Linked DNA regions of Homo sapiens: region 2 is linked to region 1. The links are chromatin loops, found by intact Hi-C in ENCODE. Cell type or tissue: chondrocyte. All regions are shown on one strand. Each heading gives the region's core, and the rest is flanking DNA. Links, peaks and the distances in the headings are about the cores only.

What was found. Peaks named below come from ENCODE experiments on the same cell type or tissue, not always from the same donor. Only the 100,000 strongest peaks of a DNase experiment are listed, where the experiment ranks them.
Region 2: it touches region 1 in a loop (2.6-fold over the local background); 4 of 110 quality-filtered maps call a loop at or near these places.

Annotation. Positions count from the first base shown.
Region 1 is chr10:109,405,730-109,417,843 of GRCh38, reverse strand. LOC107984182 (a long non-coding RNA gene) reads left to right here and starts at 5,832. Exons shown (of 3, transcript XR_001747307.2): 1 at 5,832-5,999. In chondrocyte, for the core only: CTCF peaks have their summits at 5,494 and 5,701; no DNase peak of the experiment used is centred there.
Region 2 is chr10:109,767,194-109,779,307 of GRCh38, reverse strand. No RefSeq gene overlaps it. Among named protein-coding and RNA genes, the nearest start is that of XPNPEP1, 150 kb to the left of the region's middle. In chondrocyte, for the core only: CTCF peaks have their summits at 5,087 and 5,301 (motif pointing right); no DNase peak of the experiment used is centred there.

The DNA.
Region 1 (12,114 bases), core at 2,206-10,205:
GTGGGTGTGGGTGGGTGGAAGGAGCTCAGTAAAGGGCCAAAGACACAAAACATTATATAAAAATAATTGTAATCATAATTATTATATTTTCAATGAGTTAATATATTAAGCATCTTCAAGTCATTGTGTTAAATAATAAAATTATGTACATTTTCTCAATGTATTGTTTAAAGTCTCAGAATGATACACTTTTGTGGGTCCTGAGTCAGACAAATACCACCTTTTAAAGAGATTTTATTTGGACACGGGACTGTCCTTTATATTAGTTGAAGCTTGTGGGCCCTAAGACAGAATTAGGCTCATGACACCTTCTTATGATGCAGTAATTTGAATTTTGGTGCAAGTAATATATTTGAAATGTGAGGGTATATTCAGCTTCATGCAATATAATTTGAAGGAATGCTGAGTTAGTAATTGTGTGTAAACAAACAGACTTGGCATACCTGGCTACTCCTGAGAGTCAAGACTATGTTTAGCTATGACCACAAGAGAGAAAGTTCCTTGGCCCACTCTCCAGGGCATGCTTTCTGGTCTTGTTTTGATGCTGGAACCTCCTACTGGAATTATTAACCTTCCTTTACTACAAGACGCTGACCAAGCCTCCTTAGATCCTCAGAAGCTTCCAGAACCTGTCTCCTTGTGTGTAATCCCTCATTCTCAGCAACTTGCCAATTTGTCACCTGTTTTTGGAGGCCCATTGCATTTCTAACTATATTTTAGAATCAGCTTCCCAATGTAAAAAAACAAAAAAGTTGCTGAGGTTTTGGCTGTAACTGTGTTGCTTTTTTAGATTAATTCGAAATTTGAAAATAATTGGTAACTTATTTTGTTTCTTGAAATACATGAACGTAGAATATCATTATTTACGTGTTTTAAGACTTCTCTAAGCAATAATTCATAATTTATTTAAAATTCCTATGTCTTTAACATTGTTTATTATATTTATTACCATACATATAACAATCTTTGATGTTGTAATCATATTACATTTCTAATTTTATTTTTTGATTGTTGCAGTGTGATTTCAGAGACTAAACAGTGCTGATAGCTGTTAGACCCTGGGCCTAGCCAGAGTGAAGAGCCTTGTGGAACACTCTGAACATTCATTTCAGATGTAAGAAATAACCTTAGGAGTGCAGATAATTGATTATGGAAGATTGATCTTATATCTAGTACCTTGCTAAATTCACTTATTGATTTCAGATTTGCTATATGTAATATTATGTCATCTACAATAAAGACTATGTTATGCTTTCCATCCAATTGTTACGCTTTTCATTTCTTTATCTTGTTTTAATACACAGTCTAAAAGTGCCAGCAAAATGTTGAATGACAGTAATTTCAGTGTACCCCTTTGTCTTATCCTAGAAATTAGGAGAAAACTATACAATAGCTTACCTTTAAGTATGATGTTAATTGTAGTTCTGTTGTAGATACCCTTTATCAGATTAAATATGTTCCCATATTTTCCTAGTGTGCTGAAAGTGTTTATCATACATGTGTGATGATACTTATCAAATTCTCTATCATCAGCAAATATATCTGTTCGCACTCTTATAGTATTTCCTACCTTATACTCTAGTCTGCTGATGTTAATGGAGCCAGAACATTTTATATAGTGTTTTTTTGATATAACTTATTTCATCATTTTACTTTTAACCTATCTGTGTGTTATATTCAGGTGTGTTTCTTGTAAGTAGTATAGAACTGGATCTTATTTTTCCCAGTCTGATGTCTTTATGTTTTAATTATAGTGTTTAGTTCATTTACACTTAACATATGTGGGATTAATTCTGCCATCTTGCTAATTGTTTTATATTTGTCTCACTGATTATTTGATTCTCTTATCCTGCCTTCTTTTGTATTGGTCATTATTTTTTAATGCATTTTATCTCTTTTAAGGGACTTTTCTCATGTGTTAAATATGATTACTTTATTTGTTATACTAGAAGTTAAAAAATACATTCTAACTTTTAATGATTGCCATTCTAACTGGTGTGAGATGGTATCTCATTGTGGTTTTGATTTGCATTTCTCTGATGGCCAGTGATGGTGAGCATTTTTTCATGTGCTTTTTGGCTGCATAAATATCTTCTTTTGAGAAGTGTCTGTTCATGTCCTTCGCCCACTTTTTGATGGGGTTGTTTGTTTTTTTCTTGTAAATTTGTTTGAGTTCATTGTAGATTCTGGATATTAGCCCTTTGTCAGATGAGTAGGTTGCGAAAATTTTCTCCCATTCTGTAGGTTGCCTGTTCACTCTGATGGTAGTTTCTTTTGCTGTGCAGAAGCTCTTTAGTTTAATTAGATCCCATTTGTCAATTTTGGCTTTTGTTGCCATTGCTTTTGGTGTTTTAGACATGAAGTCCTTGCCCATGCCTATGTCCTGAATGGTAATGCCTAGGTTTTCCTCTAGGATTTTTATGGTTTTAGGTCTAACGTTTAAGTCTTCAATCCATCTCGAATTGATTTTTGTATAAGGCGTAAGGAAGGGATCCAGTTTCAGCTTTCTACATATGGCTAGCCAGTTTTCCCAGCACCATTTATTAAATAGGGAATCCTTTCCCCATTGCTTGTTTTTGTCAGGTTTGTCAAAGATCAGATAGTTGTAGATATGTGGCGTTATTTCTGAGGGCTCTGTTCTGTTCCATTGATCTATATCTCTGTTTTGATACCAGTACCATGCTGTTTTGGTTACTGTAGTCTTGTAGTATAGTTTGAAGTCAGGTAGTGTGATGCCTCCAGCTTTGTTCTTTTGGCTTAGGATTGACTTGGCAATGCGGGCTCTTTTTTGGTACCATATGAACTTTAAAGTAGTTTTTTCCAATTCTGTGAAGATAGGTGCTGGAGAGGATGTGGAGAAATAGGAACACTTTTACACTGTTGGTGGGACTGTAAACTAGTTCAACCATTGTGGAAGTCAGTGTGGCGATTCCTCAGGGATCTAGAACTAGAAATACCATTTGACCCAGCCATCCCATTACTGGGTATATACCCAAAGGACTATAAATCATGCTGCTATAAAGACACATGCACACGTATGTTTATTGCGGCACTATTCACAATAGCAAAGACTTGGAACCAACCCAAATGTCCAACAGTGATAGACTGGATTAAGAAAATGTGGCACATATACACCATGGAATACTATGCAGCCATAAAAAATGATGAGTTCATGTCCTTTGTAGGGACATGGATGAAATTGGAAATCATCATTCTCAGTAAACTATCGCAAGGATAAAAAACCAAACACCGCATGTTCTCAGTCATAGGTGGGAATTGAACAATGAGAACACATGGACACAGGAAGGGGAACATCACACTCTGGGGACTGTTGTGGGGTGGGGGGAGTGGGGAGGGATAGCATTAGGAGATGTACCTAATGCTAAATGACGAGCTAATGGGTGCACCACACAAGCATGGCACATGTATACATATGTAACTAACCTGCACATTGTGCACATGTACCCTAAAACTTAAAGTATAATAATAATAATAAAAAAATACATTCTAAACATTTACTATGAAACATTAAATAGTACTGTTGAACTCTTAGCTTCTGTGGCACTCAGATCTTTATTTCTAAAGACTATTCCTCACTAAAAATAATTTTGTCTCTTTGGGATGCCTTATTCCAGGTTTGGAGCAGAGATTAGAAAATGACCGTGAAACATCTTATTGAGACAGAAAACAAGGAAGTACTAAAAGATTAATGAGGGTCATGTTAAATGGATGAAGAGTTGTCTTGAAGGGGTCCTTACTGGCCAAGTTCAGAATAACTGGAACAGTCAAAATAATTAAAAGATGATGATTTTAAGAGTGGTGAATTGAGATAAGACATATATAGGATTTCATTGTACTCTTATTTCATGTTTGTTGTGGACGTGAATGATTTCAATAATAACACTGTATTACTAATCCGGGCATATAGTTTTGCACATTTTATCTTCCAAGTCCCATAATTGTTTTATTTTAAATTTTTTGGTATTCTTTAGAGCACCAGTGCAGTTCCCATTTCCCATCATTTGAAGCATAAAGAAAATGTGGCTGCAGACAATAGGAAGAATTTGTTATGATAGGAGCTTTTCTTTGAGATTCTGTCCAATTGTGACAGTAAAAATTTCCTAAGGTATCTGACATCCAAAGTGAGAGAAACCATATGATTTTAAGGCTAACCATATGCTTTTTTTTTTCACTGCCAATTGTGACAGTAAACATTTCCTAAGGAATCTGACATGCAAAGTGAGAAAAACCGTATGCTTTTAAGTCTGGGGTGGGGTGGCACACACCTGTAATCTCAGGACTTTGGGAGGCCGAGGCAGGAAGATCACTTGAAGCAATGAGTTCCAGACTAGCCTGCATGACAAAGTAAGACCTTGTCTCTATAAAAAAATAAAAACTAAAAATAAATAGTTGGGGGTGGTGATGTGTGCCTGTAATCCCAGCTACCTGGGAAGCTGAGGCGACAGGATCTATTGAGCCCAGAAGTTTGAGGCTGCAGTGAGCATGATCATGCCACTGCATTCCAGCCTGGGCTACAGAGTGAGACCCTGTTTCTAAAAAAAAATTTAAAAAAATACCAAGTAAGAGAAGCCACATGCTCTTAAAGATCTCCTCTCTGATTTCACTGCAGAATGCATAGGATAGGTTTTTTCCCTATTGTCTCAGGATAGAAATATTTCCTACTAAGAGAAAAAAAGATACTTGGTAATGAAAATTAGCCCTCAAATGGGACTAATGCTGATGATTTATTACACCAAAACAATACAATCATAATTCCTGAAGTTTAACTTCCCAACTCTACAGTATTTTTTAAAAAAGTAATTTTAGCTGAAGATAAATTTGGCAGGAAAATGGCAGGGCTATATGGTAATTTATCTACCAAAAGGCCATTAATGGGCAACTGGAACATGTAATGCAACCAAATGATTTTTCCCATATTGGTCTCTTGGGGTATGAATAGTCCAAAGGATGGTTCTAGGCTAGGCACAAGACTCAAACAAGTAGAATTAGAATTGGGCCTGAGATTTTTGCTAAAACGAAACAAAACAAAACCAAAACACACACACACACACAGTGTTTTTAGTAATCAGAATAGGCTAGATTCTGCTGCATGAACCAAAGATCCCTGACAGCTTAATTTCTTTGTCACACCAAGTCCAATTCAGGTTGACCAACTGTCCACTATGCTGTAGCGCCTCCATCTGAATCATGGGACCTCTAACCAGATGCAGCCTGTTTTTCTATTTTATAAGCACCTTTCAAAGAAGATGATTTATTGAACTGTTTTGCAGAATTTTGTCAGTTACCCACACTCCTGTTGGCTGCAGCATCTTTTTTGACAACTTCAGGCTGTTCTTTCTTATTGCAGCAAACTCTAAGCCCTGATATTTTCATACAGATTAGTCTTGTCATCTCAACTAGATTGTACATTATTTGAAAATAGCATCTTGAATCCCCATAGTCAGAAGCACAGTTTAGGAGACATAATAGTTTCTCAAACAAGATTGCTTGGTGTTTTGATTTACTGGGCCTCAGAGGCATCTGAAATTGCAGCTCTTTTTACTTTTTGTACTCAGACATTTTATACAAAAGCAACAGAAGTCCTGTGTTGTGTCTATAAATCTTATTCTTTTCATAGGTTTGCTTTTTGCCAGTAAAGAAACAAAGGGCTAAGTTGGAATGTGTCATGTCATGGACCTTCTCTGACCCCTACCGTCCATCTCTCCCTAGGTTTGGAGCAGAGTTGAACACTGGTAACTGGTGGCTGCTTCCCGTGCTGCTTATTCACATGACCACTGGGAACACAAGTAGGTTGAGTACTTTTGTTCTTTGCTACATTTCCACTCACCACTGACGTCTTTGTAGGTTGAATGCTGGCATGCCTGCCTGGGTGTTCAAGATCAGTTTATTCTAGCACTATCTCTTTTTGGATGTCGAAGGCTTTTGGGAGATGGTTTGAATGCTTCCGGGGACCTTATCTGCCAAGCGAAGAGCAATTGGTAAGCAAATAAATAGCAATGAGCTACCACGTAAAAACTAATTTTGATCTACTTGATATTCCTCCTAGAGCCATCTTTCAGCGAGAAAGTTCTAATCTATATTAAATTTGCATTTTATAATAAGTAAAAATGGAGACCAATGGATTAATATACAATAAGAGAAGAATAGTCTCAAAATAATTTTTCCCTTCTAACCTGAAATGCACTCTCAGGTTTAGTATAGTTTGATTGGTATTTCCTTCATCTTCAAGGAGTTTTATTTATTAGACACCTTGACATCAAGAAAAAGAGTCAAAGGGCAATATTTCTCCTGCTGACTCATCAAAGTACCCCATTGGAGGCCTTTGTCATGAGTTCTGGGCAGAGGAAAACTTGGTTCTGAGAAGCTGTTATGTGGAGCTGGGGTCTGTTTTCCCTGGCACAAATGACATCTCACAAAGGAATTAACAAAGTGGGCAAATGGGACAACCTTGCCTTTCCAGAGAAAAATACTTGACTAACAGCTTAGGAGGTGGGGCTAATGAGAAGCAGGGTTTCTCTGAAAGGTCTTGATCTTAAGGTAACAGAAAAACCTGGCTGCCGAAGGGGATCTGAGTGACACCATGTCCTAGATGTTATCTCATCCTTTATCATTCAGATAAAAAACAATTTTACCCAGCGAAGACATGAAATCACATTTTAAAATTTCTACAACTTACCAAGTCTTTTCTTCTTTGCCTGAGCCCTAGAAGTCCTGTTCTGCAGTCAGTCCTTTGCTGACCTTAATCAAGGCCCTACTACTGCAGCACTGTTGCTGCTGGAAGTCCTTCTCACCTTTGCTTTTTGGCAGGGCTTCCTGGGAGCTGGTGGTATTTCTATTAATTTCAGAATGCAGATACCTGACACAATCCATTAGTCTTGGAGTCACATTCTCATGGTTTGGCCTGGTACTGTCTAAATTGACTGCTTCCAAAGTCAAGGTCAGGGGGACACAGACTTGAGGGTCAAGCAACAAGGAGAGGGAAAGGAGGAAGATGCGGAAGAGGAGGACATTTCCTAAGGCTGAGAAACAGAGCAGAGAGTTAAATATTTTAAAACCAGAGGAGATTGAGATTTAGATGTAAAGAAGTGTCAAGAAATCCAGATTTACTATGCTGTTTAATTCAAAGAACTATTCTAGCCCAGGAAAGAATAATGATGATGATAGTAACAATAATAGCCACTTATTTAGTAGCTATTATAGTTAAGATACAGTTTTAAATGGTTTTGCATATATTTTCTAATTGGTTTCTTATAACAAACTTATAAAGTATATGCTATTAACCTTTCTATTTTACATATGAGAAAACTGAAATTCAGGAATGAGAAGTAGTTTGCCTAGGGCCACCCAGGTAATGAGTACAGCACTGAGATTTTTAGCTTAGTTCTAATTGGTACTGTGGTATGTGTTTTATTTTTTTCTTTATCGTTGTAAACATTGTAGTCTGTAGGTACTCTGCCCAGGTCTCTTCTAGTCATCTTTATTAATTCTGGGTGCATGGCTTCTAACTTCTGTGTACTTCTCCCAGGAAATCACACCTGCAACTTTCTCTAGAGGATTACCTTTGGGCTACTAGAGCCTCTTAGACCAGAGCAGGGAATGCTTAGTAATTTACAGTCCTCTGCTTATGATCCCAAACCAATGACTAATCATTGCAGCACTATAAAAGCTCAACACCTGTGCCTCAAGTTGGGCCACCTCTTAAACTGTGATAAACAACAGTGGAGTTGAACTCCAGAGCCCCCTATGGATTCTGTCATCTGTAATCCAGTCTCTTTCGTTCACCAACGCTGGTTGTTTTCCAGGCTCATGGATATAGTATTTATTTTAGCTGTAATGTGTTATTCTTCCTTCCTAATGGCATTGGCCATTTTCTGATCCAGAATGGAAACAAACAGTAAATGTCTTTTTTCACGGAACTGAATTTTAATGTGTACCTTCTAGAAATGCTACACAAAATATTTGGCATGAATCCTGGCACGTGCAGCAGAATACTGGTTAGAACAGAAGAACTTGCAGCTCAGAAAACACATCAAGTCAGATCCCCTGGACTAAAAGAGTGAAAACAAATTGCCTCTTTTTTTTTTTTTTTTTATTTAGAAAAGCTTGTTTAGCAAATTTTTTTTTCTTTTTTTCTCTTTTTTTATTTCAGTGGCAGTAACTTTGGCAAATAGGTTTGAACTGTCAAAAGTACGTTAAATCAAGCTTCAAATATTATGAAACAGAAACTGTCATAGCTTTGTGATTATATTTGCTTTGTGATTGTGTGAAAAAAATCACAATCACAATAGCATAACCATAATAATGAATAAAGGCTATGAATGCCCTTTCATGGAATAAAACCATTATAAGATATATGGCACATTGAATCTTTTTTCTCAACAGCTTTATTGAAATATAATTCACATTCTATATAATTTGCCCACTTTGAGTATACAATTTACTGCTTTTTGGCGTATTCACAGGACAGCATAACCATCACACGATGTAAGTTTAGAATATTTTTCTTTCATCTAAAAGAAATTCCATATTCATTAGCTATCAATCCCCATTCTCTCCTATAAAAACACCCCAATCCCTAAGCAACCACTAATCTAATTTATGTCTCTAAAATATGCCCATTCATATTGCACATAAATGGAACCACAGAATATGCTTTTGCTTTTTGTGACTGGCTTCTTCTTTAACTTGGCACAGTGTTTTTAAGGTTTATTTATATTGTAGCGTATATCAGTACTTTATTCCTTTTTATTGCAACATAATACTCTATTTTATGGATAATCCACATTTTGTTTATCCATTCATCAGTTGAGGAATATTTGGGTTTTTCCATTTTCTGGATATAAGGAATAAATATGCTGTGAACGTTCATGTAGAAGTTTTTGTGTGGGTATGTTTTCATTTCTTTTGGGCATATATATGGGAGTGAAGTTGCTGAATCATATGGTAACTCTATGTTTGACATTTTGAGAAACTGTCAAACTTTTTTCCAGAATTGCTGCATTACTCTGCATTTCCACCAGTAGTTCATGGGGGTGCGGACTTCTGTATACCCTTGTTAGCACTTATTATTATATTTCTTTTTTATTATAGTATTCTATTAGATCTAAACTGGCATCTTATTGTAGTTTTGATTTGTATTTCTCTAATGACTAATGATGTTGAGATTCTTTGTATGTGCTTATTAGCCACTTGTATATATTCTTTGGAGCAATACGTATTCAAATTATTCACTCATTATTTAATTTGCTTTTTTATGATTAAGTATTCTTCACATATTCTGAAAACAATTTCCTTATTTGATATACGATGTGAAAATACTTTATCCCATTCTGTGGGGAGTATTTTCACTTTCATGATAATATTGTTTGTGGCACAAAACATTTCAATTTTGATATACTCCAATATAACATTTTTTTCTTTTGTTGCTATGTTTTTGGCATCATATATAAGAAACCATTGCCCAATGAAGATTTACTCCTATGTTTTCATTTAAGAGTTTTCTAGTTTTTATTTCTTACATTTAGGCCTCTGAACTGTTTTTATTTATTATTTTTTCTTTATTCAACTTTTATTTTAGACTTAGGGGATAGAAATGCAGGTTTGTCACGAAGATATTGTGTGATGCCGAAGCCTGGAATACGAATGAATCCATCACCGGGGTAGTGAGCATAGTACCCAATAGGTAATTTTTTTCAATCCTTACTCGTTCTTTCCCCACTTTTGTATTCCCCAGTGTCTACTATTCCCATTTTTATGACCATGTGTACCCAATATTAGCTCCCACTTATATTATAAGTGAGAACATGTGATATTTGGTTTTTTGTTCCTGTGTCAGTTCGCTTAGGGCAGTGGTTTCTAGCTGCATCCATGTAGCTGTGAACAACATGATCTCTTTCTTTTCTATAGCTGTGTAGAATTCCCATAGTGTATATGTACCACATTTTATTAATCCAGTCCACCATTGATGGGCACCTAGGTTGATTCCATGTCTTCACCATTGTGAATAATGCTGTGATGGATATATGGGTTCATGTGACTTTGGTAGAAGAATTTACTTTTCTTTGCATATATACCCAGTAGTTGGATTGTTGGGTTGCATGGTAGTTTAACTCTTAGTTCTTTGAGAAATCTCCAAACTGCTTTCCACAGTGATGAAACTAACTTACATTTCCACTAACAGTGTGTAAGTGTTCCGTTTTCTCCACAGCCTTGCCAACATCTGTAAGTTTTTGACTTTTTAACAAAAGCCATTGAATTAAATTTTGATTATGGTATGAGTAGGGGTTCAATTTTATTCTTTTTAATGAGACAAATCCAGTTTTACCAGTACCATTTATTAAAAAGATTATTGATTCTCTATTGAATTGTCTGGGCTTTCTTGTTAAAAATCAATTGAACATAAATGTATGAGTGAGTCTATTTCTGGATCCTACCATTTGATGCCATTGGTCTGGATATCTATTTTATGACAGTACTATACTGTCTTAATCAGATTGTAGTTTTTGAAATTGAGATATGTCAGTCTTCCAGTTCTGTTCTTTTTCAAGATTGTTTTGGCTATACTGTATTCTTTTTATTTCTCTATCAATATTATACAAGCTTGTCAATTTCTGCAAAAAGGGCAGCTGGAGTTTTGATAGGGATTGTTTTGAATCTCAGATCAATTTGGGAAGTATTGTCATGTTAACAATATTAAGTCTTCTAATCCATAAAAATGGAATGCCTTTCCACTTATTTAGTTCTTCTTTAATTTCTTCCAATAATACTTTATAATGTTCAGCGTATAAGTCTTTCATGGCTTTTGTTCATTTTATACCTAAGTAATTTTATTCTTTTTGATACTATTGTAAATGGAATTAAAAAATTTATTTTCAAAATATTCATTGCTAGTGTGTACAAATAAAATTGATGTTTCCATATTAACCTTGTATTATGCAGGCTTGCTGGACCTATTAGTTGATTAGTATTAATTAGCTTTTATTAGTACTTATTTTATTACTGGTACTACTAACAGTATTTAAATTGATTTTCTGTGATATACCTATCATATGCAAATATAGTTTCACTTTTCTCTTTATAATCTGGATGCCTTTTGTTTCTTTTTATTGCCAAATTTTCCTTGTAGAACCCCCAATACAAGGTTAAATAGAATTGATAAAGAGGACATTCTTGAATGGTTCCTAATTCAGGGGGAAAGCATTAAGTCATTCACCATTAAATATGATGTTCACTATTCACATAGATGCCACTTTTCAGATTAAGGAAGTTCTCCTTTGTTCTTAGGTTACTGAATATAATGCTCATGAAATGGCATTGGATTTTATAAAATAAATTTGTATCAATTGATATGATCCTGTGGTTTCTGTCCTTTATTCCATTAACGTTGTATCATATATTGATTCACTTTCATGTGTTAAACAAACCATGCATTACTTGAGATAATTCCCTTGTGGTCATAATGAATAATCCTTTTTAAATATTGCTGCGTTTAGTTTTCTAGTACTTTGTTGAGAGTCTTTGAATCTATATTGGTTTTTATTTTTTCTTCTTATGATGGCTTTGTTTAGCTTTGGTATCAGAATAATAATAGGATAATATGGGCCTTGTAGAATGAGTTGAGAAGTGTTTCTTCATCTTCTATTTTGTGGAAAAGTTTGCAAAGGATTGGTATTAATTCTTCTTTGAACATTTTATAAGAATTCATTTATGAAGCCATCCAGGCCTGAATTTTACTTTATGGGAAGTTCTTAAATTACTGATTCATCTCTTTACTTGTTATCGATCACTACAGATGTTCTAATTCTTCCTGAGTCAGATTTAGTAATTTACATCTTTCTATAAATTTGTCCATTTCATGTAAGTTATTTAGTTTCTTGACGCACTGCTGTATATAGTATTTTCTTATGATACTTTTTATTTCCATAAGATCAGTAGTGATGTCATGTCCCCTCTTTATTCCTGAATTTTATAATTTGAATCTTCTTTCCTTTTTGCTTTGTCAGTCTAGCTTAGTTTGTCAGTTTTGTTGACCTTGTCAGTGAACCAATTTTTAGCTTTGTTGGTTTCTCCATTGTTTTTATATTTTTGATTATG
Region 2 (12,114 bases), core at 1,393-9,392, 360 kb before region 1:
TAAGACACATCGGCCCAAGAGGAGGTGATTAGGGAGGGAGAGAGATTCAGGATATTACCTTTAAAGTCCTTCACTCCCATCCCGGGGTGGCGGCGGGGGCAGGGGCTCAGTAGGATTCCTCCTGCTCTTGCTGCCTGTTTGCTAGCAGCTCTTGCTGTCTCACCTGGCAGTGATGTTTCACTGCTTCTGGTGGTCAGTATCATGAGTGTGTCTTTGCAGTTAGATTAGGGAGACTGTGGTCCATCCTCTGGCACTGTCTTGGCCACCTCAGTGCATGGTACAGATATGGTTTCTGTACAAATCTTACATTTGAAAATAGTCTTGCTCTTTATTCAAGTCACACATGTAGAAGTCATCAGGTCCACCCTACCAATCCCTCCTGATATCGTCTGGTCCTAATGCTAACCTCCTAACTGAATAGCTCTGCATTTTCACACCTGGCTACTTGTTGCAGACATCAGAAACCATAGCGTGCTTTTCTTGGAATCAACTACAATTGTAGAATTTTCCTTACTTTTTCTTCTTCTCTCAATGTTCAAACAATGCTACAATTGTTTGAGTGAACATTGGTTATTGATGATGCAGGTGGTCCAGCTTCATTTCCTACTGTGTACTTTCATTGGCCTCCTTTCTGGGTCATGCTGTTGGCCTCCTGCTGGGTGTTCCTGGATGTTGGGCCATATGGGTGGTCTGAGATAGTGCCTGTATTTCCTTACTGAACTCTGCAAAGCTTTTTAAAGATTTTTGGCTTCCATGGAATTACTTTGTTCTTGCTCCTTCCTGAAATAATCCATAATCATGCCTGTTCCATTATCCTCTGATTTAAAGACTTAAGTGCATAGTCTAGAGCCAAGATGAAGTGGGAGAAGGAATTAAACTAAAACCCAACTAAAATTTTTAAACTAAAAATTTAGCAGGAAGCCAACCATGAGAAAATTGTGGTATCTTCAATTTCAGCTGTTATGTAGAATAACAAATTAGAAGAAGGACTGAAATAGATGTTAATCTGTGCTTTGCTACTACCTGGCCAAATGACCTTGAACGAGTCATCTTAACTTTTGTGATCACTGTTTCTTCATCTATAAAATGAAAAGATTACAATAAATGGACCAACTTGAAGGCCCTTATTGGCTCTAACATTCTAGGGAGACATAACACACAAACCTCAAATGCTAACAGAAGAATGGAACTTTTCTAGTCCAATGGGGAATTTGGACATGACTAATGTAAAGATCATTAGAAGTTGGAATAATTATGACATGATCCCCTTCATGAAAAGAAGTCTCATGCATGGGGTTACTGTGTGCAAAGCTATTACACAAGGCAAGAAGAAGGGAAAACAGCAGGAAAGCAAAAAAAAAAAAAAAAGGACTTAATCTATACAGTAAGCATAGAGTAGTGCTAAGCACTTGGTAGACATTATCTTATGATTTTCACAACTCCAAGGTAGATATTATAATCTTCACTTGGTAGATGAGAAAAATGAGGACTAGGAAGGTTAAATAAATTGCCTAAGGTGGCCAGGCATGGCAGCTCACGCCTGTAATCCCAGTACTTTGGGAGGCCGAGGTGGGTGTATCGTGAGGTCAGGAGCTCCAGGCCAGCCTGGCCAACCCCGTCTCTACTAAAAATACAAAACCCGTTTCTACTAAAAATACAAAAATTAGCCAGGCATGGTGGTGGGCACCTGTAATCCCAGCTACTCAGGAGGCTGAGGCAGGAGAATCGCCTGAACTCAGGAGGCGGAGGTTGCGGTGAGCTGAGATCATGCCATTGCACTCCAGCCTGGGCGACAAGAGCAAGACTCCATCTAAAAAAAAAAAAAAATGCCTAAGGTTGAGTACATTGCCTAAAATTATAAGATACACCAAAAGCAAGTTGTTTATATCAGATTCAAATTCAAATCTTTCTGATTCCAAAGTTTCTACTCCTGAACTCTATTAAAAACAACAACAACAACAACAAAGCTGTATTTAAAACATGACAAAAAATCAAGAAGAAATTCCACTCCCCCATACTTGGATTTACTGCGGATGTTAATGCAAGTGATTCTACAAAGGATTCAGACTGATAGTCAATAGGAGAGAAATGCTGCCTCATTTTTTAGAGTATGGGAGGCTCCTGAAGGAGATGGTCTTCTGAGAGCCTTTTCAAGTTTCCATTATTATTGCTGAAGTTGAGATGGAAGGAGCTGGAACCCTTCCAGAAAAGGGAAAATTGTCAGGTACCAAGAATCCAGGGAAGCCTCTCTGTGCCTCTCACATGTCTGCTTTGTTCTGTTCACCTGCTTTATTTCTCTATGTCTACAGATGGGCTCTCTTTGCCGGTAGTCACATGGTAGAAGGGGCTATGCCACAGCTATCCAGATCACATCCACAGAGGTAACTTCTGATGTCTATCCCCATCAAAAGAATTCCCATTTGTCCAGCTTGGGCAATAGACTGTGGTAATTACTACTGTTGGTCCCAAAGAATTATATATCCATAGTATTTGCATTGCCTCTTGGTGGATAGATGGCAGTGAAGAGACTGTTATAGGATGTTGGGAGAATGGTAATTCATGTGCTGGCAAACATTTTGTGAAACTATTGCCTGTGGAATATGGAAAACAGAAAGTGTTCTAAATGAACTTGAGCATCAGGTTAGTCAGTTGGAAGCAGAATTTGAAAGTATGAGCCAGTCGCTACATGTACATTTGATAAAGTAGTACAAGAAAGGGATTAGCTCCAGGAAAGAAGGTTTATGAACAGTTTCAGATGAATATAGAGATTCCAGAGATTCTGGACTTTCGTGGTTGGAAAATGAAACTGCTACTGTCTCAAAGGCATGGCCATTAGACCACAGCCTTAGGACTGAGACCCCATTCAGAGCACTGCCATCAAGAAACAGTATCAGAGCAAATAAAAGTCACAGGCTTTGTTAACACTTCTGAAAAGATCGTGGGGTTACTGAGTAGAGAAAAGGCATTGTGAGAAATATTAGGGATGTTGTCCCATCCAAGCCCCACAGAGCAGATGCTTCCCGTACCCCACCCAGATTCCCTCGACCAGGCTGATACACTTAGGCCTCAGCTGCTGCAGGTGCTGGCTGCTAATGGCTCACACCTGTGCTCTTACATACATCCTTGCCCTTAGCAGACTCAACGGGTCCTGACCTCCCTTTGGCCTAATGCCTCACCATCCACTGGCCTTTCCACAAATAATTCCCAATGATTTCAAACTTAGATTAAGAATCAGAATTTTAAATGGAAGCCTAAAGCAGCGCTAGAAGTAAAATGGTCACTAAAGTATAGAAAAGTGGTCCTGCTTTATGTACATATTGAATATATGAAATCCCAGAACTATGTCATAGTTCTACAGCGTTTAAGCAACTTCACTCCATGTGATGTAGATAAAAATAATACTCAAGTTGCAGGCATCATCCTTTCCCCCATTTTCCCTGATATTTTTGCTGAAGTTTGAATGAGAATAGGAAAAGTGCCGAATACTACATTATACAGAAGACTTATGAGAAAGCTAGCTCACAAAGCCCCAGTGACTATAACAAAAGGCAACTGATAAGAATAGCAAGAAAGGGGAGTCATTACTGCCCAAAATATCTTGACAGGTGAATGTGGCTGACCTTCTGATGTAGAGCTCTGAAAATTGTAAAAATTGTGAAAATTGTAAAAATGTGCAGCTCTATTCAATCTGAAGTAGCAGCTTTTTTAAGTTCTGATTATGACACAGGCTCCGTGGCTCTATCTCTGCATTTCTTCCAGTAGCAACTGATGTGGAGGAAGGCCATTGCTCCCAGGAATGCCTTAAGAAAGGACTGCCCAGGGCCATCTCAATCTGGCCCTGAGTATCCATGTTCTCCAGCCTCCTATCTCATGACTTTCCCCCCAGGTACCATCTTCACTCCTGTCTTGGTTCACTTCCTAGTGGGCCATGAGTGCACTATACCACGCCATTTGCCCATCTTGTCTGTGGTCAAATCATTCTTTAGTTCCAGAGATATGTAATTTAATTATTATTATTTTTGAGACAGTCTTGTTGTGTCACCCAGGCTGGAGTGCAGTGGCGTGATCTCGGCTTACTGCAACCTCCACCTCCTGGGTTCAAGCAATTCTGGTGCCTCAGCCTCCCAAGTAGCTGGGATTACAGGCGTGTACCACCACGCCCAGCTAATTTTTGTATTTGTAGTAGAGACGAGGTTTTGCCATGTTCGCCAGGCTCTTCTTAAACTGCTGACCTCGAGGCCTGCCTCAGCCTCCCAAAGTTCTGGGATTATAGGCCTAATTTAGTTCTTTAAGTGAAGCAAAGTGATCCCTCTTCTGAGCTCTCTTGAAATATTGCATGCACATTACAGCTTTTCTGATGGCTTTGCATTGCATGTAAGATAAAATAATCCTGTCCCTGGCTTGCAGTGTCCTGAATTATCTGCTTTGGCTTCCTTTTCATGCATCCTTTCATGATTTGCTCCCATGTCTCACAAAGCTGTAGCTGGCTTTTTTCCATTTCTCTAAAGCACAGAAGCCCCAGGGCCTTTGTCTATCCCTTTCTCTTAACCTAGAACTGGTCTATTTCTATTTTTCATTTGTTTAATTTCTACTTATTCTTCTGACAGCTAATGACACTTAGATGCAGCCTTGCAGAGTGGTTAGTAGTATGGACTTCATAGGCAAAATGACTGGATTTATATCTGACGTCTACCACTTACAATGTTTGAGAAATTTAATTTCTCCAAGTACCATCATAAAATTAAACAGAGCAATTAGATAGAAAAATCCCAAGCCCCCCAAATCTATGATAAACATTTACAATAATTGATAAGGTATCTCCATGAAAGCTAAATATGAGTAGGTAGGGACAAACCACTGATCCTTCAAGACCTGAATGGTATCAAAGCTGTACTGGTGAAAGCAAAGGAAAACAATGGGGTATCTAATGTATGTCACAGTCCCCCAGTCAATCAGACAGGTTTTCACTGGAAACCTCAGAGGGCCAACCTGAGAGCAACTGCCAAACTCAGAATTTTGCAGACTCTGCTAGCAGTGTGTGCAAGTGGTCAGATCTGAAGGGGCCTGAGAGTCTGGACCTTGCGAATGCTTTAAACTAACCAGACAAAACTCCCTTTTAAGACAAAGCTCCACAGTGAGTAGGAACTGCTTGGAGTAAGATTCAAAGTGAGCAGTACGGGGTCAATAGAGATAAAGAAAAAACAAAGTTTACATGAAAGGAGGGGAGGAGTCCAGAGCTAGGAGATTGTCAGGAAGGAAAACATATCATGAACACTTCACAAGAAGAGCAGAAGAGGGAGCTCTAGAGCCATGAAGATAGGAAGGAAAATAACCAAATTTCATATAAAAATGAGCAACAAAAAGGATATAAAATTCCATAAAAACATGTCAAAAATTAAAAAACAGAAATAAGGAGTGCAACAACATTCCAACAAACAATTAAAATGTGCCAGAAGAAACGTGTTTACAAAACTGATGGGAACACATTCTCAAGTGTAGAAAGAAAACGGGAGGAGGAGCTTGCCAGCATGGAGATGCGTCTGCTAGAGAAGGCGTTCTGGGAAGGGGATCACGAAGGAAGCTGTGGGTCTTTTCTAATCCTTTCCCTCATGGAGAAGCAGGCAGACCAAGCTGGGTCCCATGTTGGCCAGAGGTTTAGTTCCAAGAAAGTAACTGGCAGCCATCACCATGCAAGAGAATGCAGAGCAGGGAGCATGATCTTGCATGGATGATGGAGCCAAGACTCTAGACTAGAGCAAAGAGCATAAGAGCTGAGCAGAGTTCAACCAGGTCATAAACCAAGCAGCGCAACAGCCAACAGGAAGTGATTCAGGAAGGTGTCCACAAATGGCTTTGAAACCGTTTCAACCTCCATTGAGTGGTCAACCTATGTGCAGCCTTCAGACACATCAAGCTGGTTTAAAGTTACAGAGTGTGTGACAACATCCATGGATAGATTAATACCTAAAAAGGAGGGAGGGTATTTTGGAGCAGAGCAAGGATGCCAGCATAGCGAAGTTTTAGGATTTGGAATGGGTAAACTAGCCTAATGAGGTTGGTCTATAGCAGAGGTCTCTGCTCTGAGCACCACCTCATATCCTTCCATCTCACTCACTCTAGATCTCCCACTTTAGAAATTACACAGCCTCGTTGTGACTTTCAATCCTCTACCCTATTACTTTTCTGTATTCTCACTATGCTCAGGTCTTTCTTTTTCTTCTCACCCATGTAGGTTCCTTGGTTCTTTCTGTTCACTCACTTGCAAACCTCATGGATGTCAGCCCCTCATTCCATTGTACTCAAAGAGCAACACTGACTCTGGCAAACCTCTCCATAGGTCTATCATTGCCCAATATCTTTTTCCAGCCCTAACGTTTCCTAGCAATTCCATCTGCTTTCCTGACATTTCCACTTGGATATTTAAAAGACATCTCAATTCTAACTTATCAAAACAACATTGACTTCTCCCCCTCGGCTACTTTTTCCAATCTTTTTCATGTCAATAAACAACACTGCATTTACTAATTAGCCAAGCCCAATCCTAGTTCTTCTCTGTCCCTCAAGAACCACATTTAATCTATCAGTATATTGTGTGGTGTCATTTGCTGAGTCCATTTAATCTATCAGTGTATTGTGTGGAACATACACTGAATCCATTGACCCCTCTGTACCTCCACAAAACATCCCTGGCACAACAGTAGCCTTCCAACATCTTCTAAAGTTGCCTTCTACCTATGTCCATTTGCAAACAGTAGCTGGAGTACTCAATTAGAGTATAGATCAATATAGATCATGTCACTCCCCTGTGTAAAATCCTCCTGTGTTTTCTGATTGTGCTCAGAATAAAATCCTGAATGAAGCTTTCATGCACCTGACTAATCTGGCCAGTTTGCCTCTCTGGCCTACTTATCCCTCCTCCCATTATAGCCTGGTCATACCGGTCCTCTTGGGACAGCTGGAAACTGTCATATGTGTTCTGACATGAGGACCTTTAGGACAAAGAAGGAATGAATCATACTTGCTGTGAAGGAGTAGCGTATGGTGCTGGGGAACCTCTAGTAGGGAGGCCTGACCTCATCTGAGGAGGCAGGGAGGCTGAGATGTGAAGACTAAGCTGGACTGGTGACTATGTGCAGAGCTGCAGAAGAAAGTACCAGATGGAAGGAAGAGTGTGTGCAAAAGCCCTGTGTCTGATGGGATGGTAGTATGTTTGAGCAGGGAGATGAGTGTCACAAGTAGTAGAATATGTCAGAGATCTGGGCAGAGGCCACATCCTTTAGGGTGTTAAAGGCCGTATCAAGGATGCTTTCACTGGGTCCAGCCTACTCATAAGACTGGCTGTCACTAATATTCCACTCTTAGCAATTCATTCTTTAGACTTAGGGCTTGATCCTAACTGAAATGTAAAAATACAGAGAGGAGGACATTCCAATGATATCTGGGTATAAATGATGTCTTTGTGAGTAGATCGAAAGTGGGGTGGCAGGAGGAAAGATGCTTTCTCTTTTGAGAGCCCTGAGGGAAAGACACAAAAATTCTTGGGGCTACTTCTCAATTTCATCCACAGAAGCCCTTGTAGGAATGCCTCAGTGGGAGCAGGAGAACTAAATGTCTTCCAGTTGCTCCAGAGGGCAAGGAACTCACAGATAGAACCTGTGGGTCAGGAAACAGTGGACTCAGAGCTGCCTCTGTGTGGTAAGAAGAACTAGCAGGAGCTCAAACCAGTGTGACATGAAATGTCTGGGCGTTTCTATTTTCAGAACTCACAGGAGAGAGGAAACAGGTATCCCTTAGAGCTCATGAGCATTTGAAAATAAGAATGACATTAGATTTGGGCCAAGTTAGCTGATCTGATGAGCAATTACAGACACATTATGATTCTAGGCAACTTCCTCTCACTCCCTTTGCTTCTTTGATTAGTAAATATTTGCCTTCTTTTTTCTTCTTTGGTTGCATCTGTCTTTCACTTGCTCTCCTGTTTTTGCTTCACTCTCGATCCTGCCTTTCCTCTTATTTTGCAAGTGGAATAGCTAAGCAGCTGCTCACTCTATGTTTCCAAAACCCCAGCTTGACCACCAGCCTTTAATCTCCAAATCTTATTTCTGGCCACAGATAGAAGACTCATGGATTCATGCGTGCACCCCCATCTACTGCAGGAATAGTTGAAAGCTTCTCCCTTTAAGACAGATCTCTCTTGTCCTCCTATTTTCCCCTATGTGAATCTATTTTCCAAAACTCAGCTCCTTTTTAGGCCTTAGAGCTTTTGAGTCAATGACAAAATTTCTTTCTGTTCCCTGAAAACCAATGCCAGAAAGAGGCTGTCCCAAGTGCCCTTGGCTCAGACTCTCCAGTCCAGTGAGATGGGCTGGCAGGAGGCTGACAGCTTCCTTTAATGGGCAGGATGTATTTTCTAGTGATTGATCACTTCCTCCATAAATTATGGATATCTCTGCTGAGGCCAATGAGTTATCAAGAAGCCGTTTGAGCAATAAATCCCTTCTCTACCATTCTATGGGCAGTATAGTACTGGCATTGTTCAAGTCACACAGAAATACAAGGCTTTGCAGGAATGATACTTTCCTAAAAAGCAAATTTTCACTTGTTAAAGCCTTGCAGGGAAGGCTTTGAGGGGACATGCAACTTTAGTCTGGGCAGCCTTGCTTCCCTCAACTCATTTAGGAGGGAGGCCTGGCTGGGATCATAGCAGGCTTGATTTGAACGAAGTGTATGATTTGAAATGAATGACTTTTGGTTCGTTGTTATTTTTTGGCAAAAGGGTATTTATTTGTGGGCTGATGCAGGAGGGATGGGAAAGAGAGAGACTAGGTAGCAGAGGGTTAGGGGAGATCACAAGGGAGTTATTGTAATGGGGACTCTGTAAGACTACAGCCTCAAGCAATTTCCCTTTGGGACCTAGGAGAACAAATGTGGCATGGAATTGAAAATAGATCATTTTCTCCATTTTTGCAGAACCCTTTCGGCACCTTCAGTACTGGCATCTTTGGGAATGATATCTTAGTCACAGACACTGGTGTTTTCATGAGCATAAGACATGAGAAATATTAGAACAGATGTGTGAGTCAACAGCCCAGGATATGTTCAGTCTCATTCTTTTGCAGCCAACACAGCACTGAGGACTTGGGTGGTGATTGGCAGTTGCAGAGACCCTATAAGCCGAGAGATCAGAGGTCTGAGTCTTGGCTCTGCTGCTTCTCTTAACCTCATGGGTAACTTTGAACAATTTCTCCTTTCTGTGTTTCCAATTTCTTATCCTTAAAATGAGGCATTTAGGGATAAGGGATCTTTTAGTTTCCTTCCAAATCTAGTATTTAATGTCATTGCCATTAGTCAACAGGGATTATTTTAAAATGTTAAAATAATGATTTCAGATTAGGCCAAGTCCTTGCTTAAAACTTCTCTACAGCTTCCCACTGAATGTGGGTAAACGCTGACGCCTCCACGCCCCACAAATCCTCACAGTCTTGCCCTTGCGCAGCCCCTGACCTCCCCTCCAGCCAGCCATCCCCGAGGTGCTTATGCTCCAGCTCCTTTCATCTGCCAAGTTCATTCTCACCTTAGGGCCTTTGAACATGCTGATCCCTCAGCCTGGAAAGAACCTCCCAAGCTTTCCACACAGATAGATTCTTATCACCTAGCCTCAGCCTCAGCCCTGATGCTGCCTTCTCAGAGACCCTCCCTTACCACAGCATAGATGATGCCAGCCCCACCCAGACATTCTGTATCCCATTCCCTTACTTTATCATCCTCATAACCTTTCTAACTATCTGCAGCAAACTCATTTATTTTATATTTATTTATTTGGTCTCTATGACAGCAGGGCCGTTGGTTGTCTTACTTACCACTATAGTCCCAGTGTCTGGCTTACCTCAGTTGTATACAAACCTTTATTGATGGGGACAGCACAGACATTTCACTAGCAGTAGAATCAGCTAAGTCCAAAGTTTTTGACTAGATCTTTAAAAAGGAGCCTTTTAAACTTTGATCAGCTTTAGGAACATTTACTTTTTCTTAGTCTGAGTTACGAGGTCGGAAAGAGGTTCCCCCATCCCAATTCCTGCTAAAACTGAATAAGAATCAACATAATACTTAGTTTAAAATTGGGAGAAAGGAAGTAACACATATTGTGTACCTATGATGTACCAGGCATTGTGCTAGGTGCTTTAGTTGCAAACTTATTTACTTCATGCAACTCTATGATACAGGTATTATCACCTTGGTCGCACATGAGGAAACTGGAATTCAATGGCATTCAGTCACTTTTCTATGGTTGTACTTCTAAAAATTGTAGGACTGGAGTTTAAAATTAGAAATACATGGTTGGAGGTTCATGACAATTTCTCTCTATGTCACTGTCTTTTTATTGGTTGTCCCCAGGGTTACTCTCAGATTTGATGACTCACTAGAAGACTCAAAGAACCTAGGCAAGTTGTTACACTCATGTTGCAGTTTATTACAGCAAAAACATACAATTTAAAATCAGCAAAGGCAAAAAGTGAATAAGACTGAGGCCATGAGAGAAGAGTTGTTCTCTCCCAGTGGAGTTGCTGGACAGCCTTTAATTTTCCCAGCAACGATATGTGACAACTTGTGCAAAGTTTTGCCAATCAGGAAATCTCACTCGAGCGTTGGTGTCCAGAGTTTTTATTGGGGGTCAGCTGCATAGGCATGTGGAACCTCTGCCATTCAGTCTCCAGCCAAGAATGGGCACAAAATTGGAATAAGGTTCTATCAGCCTAGAAATTGGGAGACTTCATACATAGCCACCACTTGGGGAGGCCAGGCCTGGGTATTGATCTGACTTGGGTATCTGAGACCCAGTTTGAAGGGGCTTGACTTGATCTCCATAAGCCATGACATGGAGATAGAAAGCACCAAAAGTGGAATTGGGGGAAGCTGAAGTCAGCTTTTTCTTTTATACATTTTTGTCCTGGTGTCACTCAACCATGGGATGAAAAGTACATTGGAAAGAGCACATGATTTTATGAATAATAACACCTCTGCTGTCATATTTATTGGTCTCAGGAACAACCACCATTTGGTTATTACTGTGTATGGAAACTAAAGACACCTGTCATAGCATGACACGAACGGTGAATCAGACCATTCATAATTTTGAAGCCATTTATCATAATATTGTTAATATATTGGCTCCATTTGGTGGCAGGATACCTAGATGTGATATGTTGCTCTCTAGATTTCCAGTACCATTTTGTGTTAATTAGTAGCAACTTAGTCAAAGCTTAAGATGAAATATTATTTTAAGTTTGCTTGCATGAATTTAAATCACAATAAGCTAAAGTCCATATTGTACATTTTATAAAATTTTACTAAGCCAGAGAGGGGGAATTGTCATGCTGGTAGGAAATCTGATTCACTTTTTTGAATGAGGATTGAGCTTCCCTTTACGGGGAAGGAAGATTTTTCAGTTTCAAGTGGCAAACCCTGTAGTCATTTAATATTTTTGGAGAACCAGATGGGTGTTCAGAGATTTGAGTGGGAGAAGTTTGTATTGATTGCTTAGTTTGAAATCATAAAGGCAGGTAAGGGAAACAGGTGCCTTTCTTTCAACATAACATGTGTCTCTCTAACATTAGTATTCCAACTTTACTGAATTATTGAGCAGGAATAATAATTTTACATGACAATATATGGGCTGACCAATGTCATTCTCCCTAGGAATTAATAAATTGTGTCTCTGTGTTTATCAACTAACATACTCTGAATAGTAGTTGGATTTATTTTTCCTTGCTCCTTTTGGGCATATCAATTAACCCACAGCTGACATCTCATATAATGGCCATAAATACTTCAGCTGCCCAATTCCATAGAAGGGAGAGATGGGGGTATGTGGCATTTTCTGATTTTTCAATATGTGGATGCTGGAAGCTCATTTATTTTTGTAGTCAAAATTCAATGCTTATAATTATTATTATTTGTTTGGGTTTTGTTTGTTTGCTTTTGCTTTTTGAGACAGGGTCTCATCCTGTCACCTGAGCTGGAGTGCAGTGGTGCAATCATAACTCAATGTAGCCTCAACCTCCCGAGCTTAAGTGATCCTCCCACCTCAGCCTCCCGAGTAGCTGGGACTACAGG